Regions from separate parts of the Homo sapiens genome. Here region 1 is linked to region 2. Evidence: read pairs that join two places in POLR2A ChIA-PET (ENCODE). Cell type or tissue: Panc1. All regions are shown on one strand. Links, peaks and the distances in the headings refer to the core of each region. The heading gives the core; the rest is flanking DNA.

The links. ChIA-PET counts read pairs that join two places held together with the same protein. Peaks named below come from ENCODE experiments on the same cell type or tissue, not always from the same donor. Only the 100,000 strongest peaks of a DNase experiment are listed, where the experiment ranks them.
Region 1: POLR2A ChIA-PET joins it to region 2 with 5 read pairs; 5 of 35 experiments call an interaction of 5 or more read pairs at or near these places.

The regions. Positions count from the first base shown.
Region 1 is chr5:176,630,690-176,636,028 of GRCh38, reverse strand. It overlaps EIF4E1B (eukaryotic translation initiation factor 4E family member 1B), which reads right to left. Exons shown (of 9, transcript NM_001099408.2): 1 at 4,965-5,339. Among named protein-coding and RNA genes, the nearest start is that of EIF4E1B, 2.7 kb to the right of the region's middle. RefSeq lists a silencer at 5,314-5,339. In Panc1, for the core only: no CTCF peak of the experiment used is centred there; no DNase peak of the experiment used is centred there; H3K4me3 peaks cover 332 bases; H3K27me3 peaks cover 1,365 bases.
Region 2 is chr5:176,450,849-176,456,167 of GRCh38, reverse strand. All of the region lies in intron 1 of FAF2 (Fas associated factor family member 2), which reads right to left. LOC124901142 (a long non-coding RNA gene) reads right to left here and starts at 3,853. Exons shown (of 2, transcript XR_007059070.1): 1 at 2,940-3,853; 2 at 1,171-2,850. In Panc1, for the core only: no CTCF peak of the experiment used is centred there; no DNase peak of the experiment used is centred there.

The DNA of each region.
Region 1 (5,339 bases), core at 340-5,339, 180 kb before region 2:
CCTAGCCAACAAGGTGAAACCCCGTCTCTACTAAAAATACAAAAATTATCCGGGCATGGTGGCATGTGCCTGTGGTTCCAGCTACTCAGGAGGCTGAGGCAAGAGAATAGCTTGAACCCGGGAGGCAGAGGTTGCAGTGAGCCGAGATTACACCATTGTACTCAGGCCTGGGCAACAGAGCTAGACTCCGTCTCAAAAAAAAAGGAAAGAAAGAAAGAAAAAGACAGACAACTGGCAGATATTCTTTTTACCCTACCTCCCCTCTTCCTGCTGTCTGCATCAACATGATGGCAGGAGCTGCAGCAGCCATCTTGGGCCATGAGGATGAAATGCATGTACTAAGAATGGTGCATCAGAAAGGTAGGAGTCTGGGTTCCTGATGACTGTGAAGTCATCACACCACCTGTGGACTGCCCACCACTGGACTTGTTTAAGTGAAAGAATAAATGCCTGCTTTGCCTAAGCTTCTGTGCTAGCAGCCAAACGAACTTCCTGCCTGACTCAGAATTTAACCTATTTTCTGTTACCTCGACACTCTGGACTGTCCCACCTGCTAGATCCCTTGCTGGGAATGCTCACCACCACTTGTAAGGTCCTTCTCATCTTTCAAAACCCAGCTCGAATGTCACTTTCTCCTGGAGGCTGTCCCCTGCTGCCCCTTCCCTCTTTGCGCTCACTGCTATTCAGCTCCCCAGTCACCCACTTGCTGCCCATCCATCGCAGACTCTCCACTGCTGGTCTCCTTCGGCCTCCCTCTAGCATTTATCTCGTCGACCTCTATCCCCAAGGTCTTTGTGCACTCTCTTCAGCTTGTCCTTCTTTCTCACTGCCAGAGCCTTCTCAGTCTTTCTCCAGGTTCCTCTGCTTCTGGCCACCCCGAAGTTTGCAGCACCTCAGGAGTCTGTTCCGGGCACTCTCTTCTTTTCACTCTCCGTGCACCCCCGGACGATCACACTCAGCCCTATGGCTCCAGCCACCACCTCTATGCTAATGACTCCAAACCCAGTGGGGCACTGATCTCACTTGGCTCACAAGAACAATTGTTAAAACTTCAGGAATCTGGCTGGGCGTGGTGGCTCATGCCTGTAATCCCAGCACTTTGGGAGGCTGAGGTGGGCGGATCATGAGGTCAGGAGATCGAGACCAGCCTGGCCAACATGGTGAAACCCTGTCTCTACTAAAAATACAAAAATTAGCCAGGTGTGGTGGCGGGTGCCTGTAATCCCAGCTACTCAGGAGGCTGAGGCAGGAGAATCCTTTGAACCCAGGAGGCAGAGGTTGCAGTGAGCCGACATCACGCCACTGCACTCTAGCCTGGGCATCACAGCAAGACTCTGTCTCGAAAAAAAAAAAAAGAAAAAAAAAAAAACTTCAGGAATTGTGTGAGCCAGTTGTTAAAGCCATTACATTGTTAAAAATTAAATTATATAAAGTTATAGTTACATTATGTTTAAAAAACATAGATAATACTCAAAACACATAACTTCCTAGTTATTTTACTATTATCTGTGCTCTTAAGGTTATTTTTATCTACGTTATCTGTCTCATGAAAATTCTAGATAACTGAACCAATTTTCTGTTCAATGACATCACACTGACAGCTTGGAATCAACTGTGGTGGGAGTATTTTACCCCAAGGACATTGGCAAACCACAAATCTAGGTGTTCCTTCCTGCCTACCCTTTTCCCGCCCCAACCTTGGAGAGCCATTTGTGCCATTTGTTAAAGAATTCTGAGTACACCGTGGCTCAAATCTGCATCTGAAGCCAGCCTGGAGTGCTTTCCTGAGCTCTGGGCTCAGATACCCTAGTGTCTGCTGGACACCTCCTCCAGCTTGTCTGTCATTCCCCCAGACAAGCTCATCATCATCCCCCCACCAAGCTGCTCCACCCCCTCAATGCCTATTTCATTTTGCAGCAACATCACTCACCCCATTGTCCAAACCAGAAACCTGGGAATCTTCCTCAACTTGTCCTTCTCCGTCTCCCATAACACCTAATAAGTTACTCCCAAGTGATGTTCACGTCTCTCCTTCCAGCCCTGCTCCAGCGTCACCCGGGCTTCTGTAGTTCAGGCGTCCTTGTCCCTCCTCTGGAGTCTGCCCCAGCCTCCTACTGATCTTTCTACAGCCAGCCTTATCCTCCTCCAACCCATCTCCGTTTGGCCCCATAAAATGCAAATCTCATTAGGTCTCTTGTGCTTAAAATCCTTCAGTGACTTCTTGTTTCCTGTGATCTGAAGTTCAGACACGCTTCATTTCATCTTCTTTCTCTCTTCCTCCTTCTCCCCGCTCCTCCATCCTCCTTCATCTTTCTTTATCTTGTACTCTGGCATCAGGAGTTCTTAATCCCAAGCCACAGAAATCACTTCTGGGTGATTTAAGCAAATAAGGAGTTTATTAAATACTGGGCAGCTCATGGGCCAGGTACAATAGCTCATACCTGTAATCCCAGCACTTTGGTAGGCTGAGGTGGGAGGATCATTTGAGGCCAGGAGTTCGAGACCAGCCTGGGCCACCTAGTGAGACCCTGTCTCAACAAAAAATAAATAAGTAAATCACAAACAAATACCCTGTCTCTACGAAAAATAAATAAGTAAATCACAAACAAATAATAAATATTTTTTAAATTAGCCTGGCATGGTGGCACGCACCTGTAGTCTCATCTACTGAAAGGGCTGAGATGAGAGAATCACTTGAGACCAGGAGTTCGAGGCTGCAGTAAGCTATGATTGACTGTGCCACTGCACTCCAGCCTGGGTGATACAGTGAAACCTTATCTCTTAAAACAAACAAACAAACAAACAAACAAACAAAAAAAACACTGGACAGCTCAAATAATCTCCAGGATAGCTAGAAAATCCACGCTGGAGACCACACAGCCTGAAATGATGCCCCAAATCCCACTACCAGGCAGACCTATGAAGAATCCCGATGCCATGGCTGGGCATGGACAGTGCAGCTTGTCCTGTTGGTGTTGGACACTCCCACAGTGAGTGTCACTGCTGCCAATGGTCCTTGGCAGGAGCTGCCACCACCACTTTTCCACACCAGAACACACCCCTCCCCCACCCCGCCCTCTGCTTCCCTGCTGCTTCCTGGGACTAGCTTCAGGTCCCAAGTCTGGAGCTGCACCTGTCAGTCACATGTCCTGGCTGCAAGGAAGACTGAGAAAGCAATTATCTGGCATAGTCATCTCTCAGAGGGGAAGGTGGGTTCTGCCTCAGAAGGTGGGGGACCCCTCTAAACATGGGAAGGGGGCAATTTTAATGCTGAGAGACCAAAAATAACTGCAGGTACCCTCCATGCTAGTTCTTAAAATAACACAAGTAAAATACTATCCAAGGGAAAATAATCAAACAGCACCAGTAAGGAAGGCAATGGAATGTGAAACTTCCTTCCCTGAACCCTCTCAGTCCCGTTTCCTAGGTGCAACTCCCTTTAACAGTTTTCTCAGAAATTATTACAGAGGTGTGGCCAGGTGAGGTGGCTCATGCCTATAATCCCAGCACTTTGGGAGGCCTAGGTGGGCCGATCACTTGTGGTCAGGAGTTCGAGACCAGCCTGGCCAACATGGTGAAAACCTGTCTCTACTAAAAATACAAAAATTAGCTGGGCGTGGTGGCACATGCCTGTAATCCCAGCTACTTGGGAGGCTGAGGCAGGAGAATTGCTTGAACCCTGGAGGTGGAGGTTGCAGTGACCCAAGATTGCACCACTGCACTCCAGCCTGGGTGACAGAGGGAGACTCCATCTCAAAAAAACAAGAAAGAAAAAAGAATTGTATATCTAGCCATAAATATGTGTATGTTTGTATATAAGGTGTCTGTGTATAATGTATATAGTATGTGATAAGTATGTATATGTTAGTATATAATATATATTTGACACATAGAAAATTATAAGTACTTATACATAAAATATAATTCCCTTTGTATCAAAATTGGCTCATTCCACACATTCCAGTTTGGCACCTTGCTTCTCACACTTACCACCACATCTTGGCACACTCCCATGTCAGCACACATGGGTCTAGCTCATCTTTGCCAACCATAGTGTGGCATTGCACTGGGTGGATGTGCCACAGTTAGCTAGCCAGTCCTGTACAGATGATCATTTAGATCATTTTCAGTTTTTTGCTACAAAAAAACATGCTACAGTGAACATCCTTGCACAGGTATCTTTGTGTGCATGTATGGCTAGAGTCGCACGGGATCAATTCCTGGAAGGGGAGCTGTTGGCTCCAAAGGCGCATGCATTTATGCTTGGTAAACATTGCCAGATTGCCTTCCAAAATGTCTGCGCCAATTTGCAGTTCTACCAGCGGCCTGTGAATGTTTTTTGTTTGGTTGGTTGGGTTTTTTCCTTTTTTTTTTTTTTTGCAGTCTGGCTGCTGGTGGCCCCCTCGCCTAATTACCTGTCACTTACACACCCTGCATTTCTGGCCACAGTGCCTTTGCCCATGCTGTACCCACAGCCTAAAATTCTCTTTCTCCCTAGCCTGCTCGATGAAATAGTCCCCTTCCTGTCAGGCCACAGTTCAGTTGTCACCTCTTTTTTATGTCCTTTCCTGACTCCCCTAAGTTGTCAGAGTCCCTTTCCTCTGGGATACTACAGCTTCTTGGGCATAATTCTATCATAGAACCAACTGAGGGCCTACTGTGTGCCTGGCATTCTGTGATCATTTTGACAGTCCCCACCGTAAGCACACAAAAAAGTGGTTTTGTTCTCCACCTCCCTCCATCCTGGCTCTCCAGCTGCGCTGTCTTTTGTCAGCACAGTCCTGCCTTGGAGCCTTTGCACTTGCACTCTCTATGGATCTTGTCCTCACCCATCGTGGTGTCATGGTGCCTCTCTGGAGTCTCTGCTACAATTCACCTGCTGGTAGAGGCCTTCCCTGAGCACCCTGTCTCAAGCACCCCTCCTCTAGTCCCCGTGTTACATCACCGTTACCTTCACAACTTACAAGCTGTAATGACCTTGTTGCTTTGGATGTTGATCCGTTTATTTTCTGTCCTGTCTTCCACCACTGAGCGCACGAACACACACGCGTACAGACACCCCCATGGTAAGCTTCCCGAGACCAGGAACCTTGTTTTCCTTTTCCGCTGCCTCCAGCCTTAAACCTGCACCACTGGACTAAGCGCTCAGTAAACATTCGTTGAATTAACCATTCCTGTTTTACAGAGGAGGAAACTGTCATTCAGAAAGGAGAGCCGAGTAGCTCAAGGTCCCACGGTTAATAAAAAGCACAGCTGAGATTCGAGCCCAGCAGAACTCCAAATCCAGTCGCGTGATTTCTTCCCCACTCTTCACACGCCGCGTTGTCCCCCTCCCTCAA
Region 2 (5,319 bases), core at 320-5,319:
CCCAGGAGGTGGAGGTTGCAGTGAGCTGAGATCACACCACTGCACTGCAGCCTGGGCAACAAGAGCAAAACTCTGTCTCAATCAAACAAACCCAGTCAGTCTTCATGACTACTTACCTATGCTATGCAGAGTTAAGTATAATATAATCATATCTCTATAAGACAAAGACAGAAGTTCTCTTACCCAATGAGAATGAGACCCATAACTAATCAATTAACTGAAGTCAAAGTAATAAAAATATTCATTTTAACATTTTACATGTTTTCATTTTTACATAAATGAATATTTATGTAAATATTTCATTTTAACATAAAGTACTCACATGAACATAAGTTTCTGATAAAAGCCTATCGTTTTCTTTAGGGAATGAATCCACTAGCACTCCTTGGAACTTCTTTAGTTTTTATTTTTAGTTTTTTGAGAGGGAGTCTCACTCTGTCACCCAGGCTGGAGTGCACTAGTGCGACCTTGGCTCACTGCAACCTCTGCCTCCCAGGTTCAAGCAATTCTCCTGCCTCAGCCTCCTGAGTAGCTAGGATTACAGGCACCCGCCACCAAATCTGGCTAATTTTTGTATTTTAGTAGAGATGGGGTTTCACCATGTTGGCCAGGCTGGTCTCAAACTCCTGGCCTCAGGTGATCTGCCCACCTCAGCCTCCCAAAGTGCTGGGATTACAGGCGTGCACCACTGTGCCTGGCTATTTTTTACTTTTTTTTTTGAGACAGGGTCTCACTCTGTCACCCAGGCTGGAGTGCAGTGGTGCAATCACAGCCCACTGCAGCCTTCACCTCCTAGGCTAAGGTGATGCTCCCACCTCAGTCTCCCAAGTAGCTGGGATCACAGGCCCACAGGCATGCGCCACTACGACCAGCTAATTTTTTTGTTGTAGTTTTAGTAGAGATGAGGTTTCACCATGTTGCCCAGGCTGGGATCTTTTTAGCATAACCCATACTGATTTGATTTCCTTAAGTGTAGTGCAACCTTAAACACTTGCCAAGCAGTAAGTGTACAATGTTGTATCTCAATGATTTCTCCCTAAGTCATTTACAGTTAACTTGCCCACACCTAACTAAACAACAATTTTTTTTTTTAGCAATTTCCCCAGACAGAGCCTGTTTAAAGCTTTTAATTTAGTTTTCGTATCGATGAAAACTCTTTTTGCACTGGTATTTTACAGGTTTATGTAGTGTTTAATTAAACACATGTGACAAACATAACCAGCACACACTAGTTTGGGAGCAAATATAACTGCCTCTTGTCAGGAATACAACTTGACTGGTGAGACACTTGAGTGCATTACAGAGTAGAGTTTGCAGAAATGCTTGAACATATTACAGAATAGAGTTTAGGAAAAGGAGGATATCTGCTCCAATTAATCAGTCAAGTGAAGGTTAAGGTTAAGAGAGCTTCCACATTAAGCTGTGTATGCAGAAGACAAAAATACACAAAGATAAACAACAAACCTGGAATTAGAATGGGGAAATAAAATAAGATTTGATTACTTTTTAAAATACAATTGTATGTTGCTAACTTCCAACAAGCATGTATTATTAGATTTTTTTTTTTTTTTTTTTTTTTTTTTTTTTTTTCAGACAGAATCTGGCTCTGTTGCCCAGGTTAGAGTGCAGTGGCACGATCTTGGCTCACTGGTACCTCCACCTCCTGAGTTCAAGTGATTCCCATGCCTCAGCCTCCTGAGTAGCTGGGATTACAGGCCTGTGCCACCACACTGGGCTAACTTTTTTTGTATTTTTATTTTTATTTATTTATTTTGAGACGGAGTCGCACTCTGTTGCCCAGGCTTGGAGTGCAGTGGCACGATCTCGGCTCACTGCAACCTCCGCCTCCAGAATTCAAGTGATTCTCCTGCCTTACCCTCCCGAGTAGCTGGGATTACAGGTGCATGCCACTATGTCTGGCTAATTTTTATATTTTCAGTAGATACGGGGTTTCACCATGTTTGTCAGGCTGGTCTCGAACTCCTGGCCTCAAGTGATCTGCCTGCCTCGGCCTCCCAAAGTGCTGAGATTATGGCACCCAGCCTACTAGATTTTTTAAAGTAAAAAATAAAAAGAATGTTGTGAACTAGATAATAGTATCTCCAATTTTTTTTTTTTTAGAGTCTCGCTCTTGCCCAGGCTGGAGTGCAGTGGTGCGGTCTCGGATCACTGCAACCTTCGCCTCCTGGGTTCAAGCAATTCTCCTGCCTTAGCCTTCCGAGTAGCTGGGATTATGGGCACCTGACACGACGCCCAGCTAATTTTTTTGTATTTTTAGTAGAGACGGGGTTTCACCATGTTGTCTAGGCTGGTCTTGAACTCCTGACCTCGTGATCTGCCAGCCTCGGCCTCCCAAAGTGCTTGGATTACAGGTGTGAGCCACTGCGCCCGGCCAGTATCTCCATTTTATAGAAAATGAAAGAGGTTCAAAGAAGTGAGAACCTGTTCAAGATCACAGAACTCACCATAAGCTGTTGAAAAGTTAAGTCATGTTTGCCTGGATTTTCAAAGCTCTTGTTTTCTCAACAGTGCCAAATTCTCTGGCAAAAAACCCTCAAATGGACCACTGTATGTTCTGTTTTAAATACATGAACAAAAAGCACCATGTGTTTTTTTTTCCTTTAGGTAATATAGTCAGGTGAAGCCAAAAGAAAGATTTTCAAAATGACTTATAAATTTGATTCTACAGCCCAGCGTTCAGGCTATCATTTAAAAGGATGAGGGTCATAAATTTCTTCCTCCTGTGCAAGCAGAAAAGGGATCATTTCTTCCTCTGCTGGCCTGCATAACTCCTTTAATTCCCCCTTCTCTCTGTCCATGTCATCCTTCTCCAGTTGTTCAAACAGCAACCTAGAGGCAGTAAACCAAGACACTAGGAGAGTCTGCTATATTTGGAAATTTGGGAAAATGAACGCCAATAAAAGTAACCTTCCACATACCTGCATTAGCTCTCCTTAAAACCTATGTCCTTATTCTTTCCCATCTGAAATAGCTGAAAACAATTGTCTGCAATAGTTATTCATATTCAACTGGTTCCAAAATAAACAGAAGTGGAGAACTGTAGAAAAATCCTGGAAGATATCAAATGGGCTGAGAAACATGATATGAAATAAAATGCCTTGGGGAGTTCTAACCAAATAACATCATAAAAAAATTGAAATACAGGAAACCTGAGATTTCCAAAATATTTTACTTTTACTGATTTCAATATACCAAATGAAGAAACATATTGAGAACCAACTCCTAGCAGTGTCATCCTGTTCTGTACTGACCCCTGTGGAGATTCCAAACACATACTCCATACTGCTAATGAAGCAAACCTGAAACCTAGTGTCACTCCCTAGTTGAAAAATCCTTTGATGGCTCCCCTCATCTACAGATTAAAGTTTAAACATTGTGAACAGCTTTGAAAGGCCTCCAAAATCTGGCTTTAATTTACCTTTCTAGTCTTATTGTCCACTTTCAATACTCTTCAGTTCATCACCACAGACACTTCACTTTCCCATCTCCCTACCTTGTGCAAGCTATTTCTTTAGCTTTGAATATTCTGCCCAACACATGTTGAAACTCTATTCCTCTTCCAAAGTAGCAAGGTATATTAGTAAGAACTCAGCCATCAAGTCCAGATCTAGACCCACTAGAATTCCACTACCTAGTAGCTTAATCACCTTGAGTAAATACATCAATAGATCTGCTTCATTATGCATACCACCTATGGTACTTTGTAAACTGCTGTAAGGATTAAACATAATAGTTATACATTAACACCATGCCTAAGGCATAGTAGATACTTAATAAATGTTACCTGCTGGCCAGGTCCGGTGGCTCACGCCTGTAATCCGAGCACTTTGGGAGGCCGAGGCAGGTGGATCACCTGAGGTCAGGAGTTCGAGACCAGCCTGGCCAACACGGGGAAACCTTGTCTGTACTAAAAATACAAAAATTAGCCAGGCATGGTGGCAGGCACTTGTAATCCCAGCTACTCAGGAGGCTGAGGCAAGAGAATAGCTTAAACCTGGGAGGCAGAGGCTGCAGTGAGCCGAGATCGCACCACTGCACCCCAGCCAGGGCAACAGAGCAAGCCTCCGTCTCAAAAACAAACAGACAAAAATTAGCCAGGCACTTCTAGTCCTAGCCACTTAGGAGGCTGAGGTGGGAGGATCACTTGAGCCCAGGAGTTTGAGGTTGCAATGAACTATGATCACGCCACTGCACTTCAGCCTGGGCAACAGAGATATGTTGTCTCAAAAAAAAAAAAAAAAAAAAAAAAAAAAATATATATATATATATATGTGTGTATATATATATGTGTATATATATGTGTGTATATATATATATGTATATATATATATGTGTGTATATATATATGTATATATATATACACACACACACGTATATATATGTATATATACAATATACATATATACACATATATATATATCTATATATATCGCATACCCATTATTCATGTGTGTACTTGACTTCTCCATTAAGTTACACAGAAGATGGTTGTGGATATAAATTTCTAAATCTCTACCACTTACTACTTGTGAAAGCTATTTGACCTCTCAGAACCTGTTTCTTCATTATTAAAATGAACAAGATTAACCCTTTACACTGTTATATTAAAAGGTTTAAAAGAGTTAAGGGGCCAGGTGTGGTGGCTCACATCTGTAATCTCAACACTGAGGCAACTCATCTCAACACTGTAATCTCAACCTCTGAGGCAGCAGTTTGAGAGCAGCCTGGACAACATAGCAAGACTCCCGTCTCTACTTAAAAAAAAATTTTTTTTTTGAGACAGAGTCCCGCTCTGTTGCCCAGGCTGGAGTGCAGTGGCACGATCTTGGCTCACTGCAACCTCCACCTCCCGGGTTCAAGTGAGCCTCCTGCCTCAGCCCCCCTAGTAGCTGGGATTACAGGCACATGCCACCATGCCTGGCTAATTTTTGTATTTTTAGTAGAGACGAGGTTTTGCCATGTTGGCCAGGCTGGTCTCGAACTCCTGATCTCAGGTGATCCACCTGCCTCGGCCTCCCAAAGTGCTGGGATTACAAGCATGAGCCACCACACATGGTCTAAAATATTTTTCTTAAAAAAAGAGTTAATGTACATCAACTGCTGCTTGGTATAATGCTTGGCATCTAATAAGTTTCAACAACTGTTTGTTTAATGGCAGTCTGGATAATGAATCTGATCCAGCGATTGCTTATAGAATAGAAAAATGAAAGATGCATTTCCCTCAATAAATCCAATTTCATAAGGCAATCTTAATACAGCTCGAACCTGCTACCCACCTCTCTTCTAATAAAGATCTCC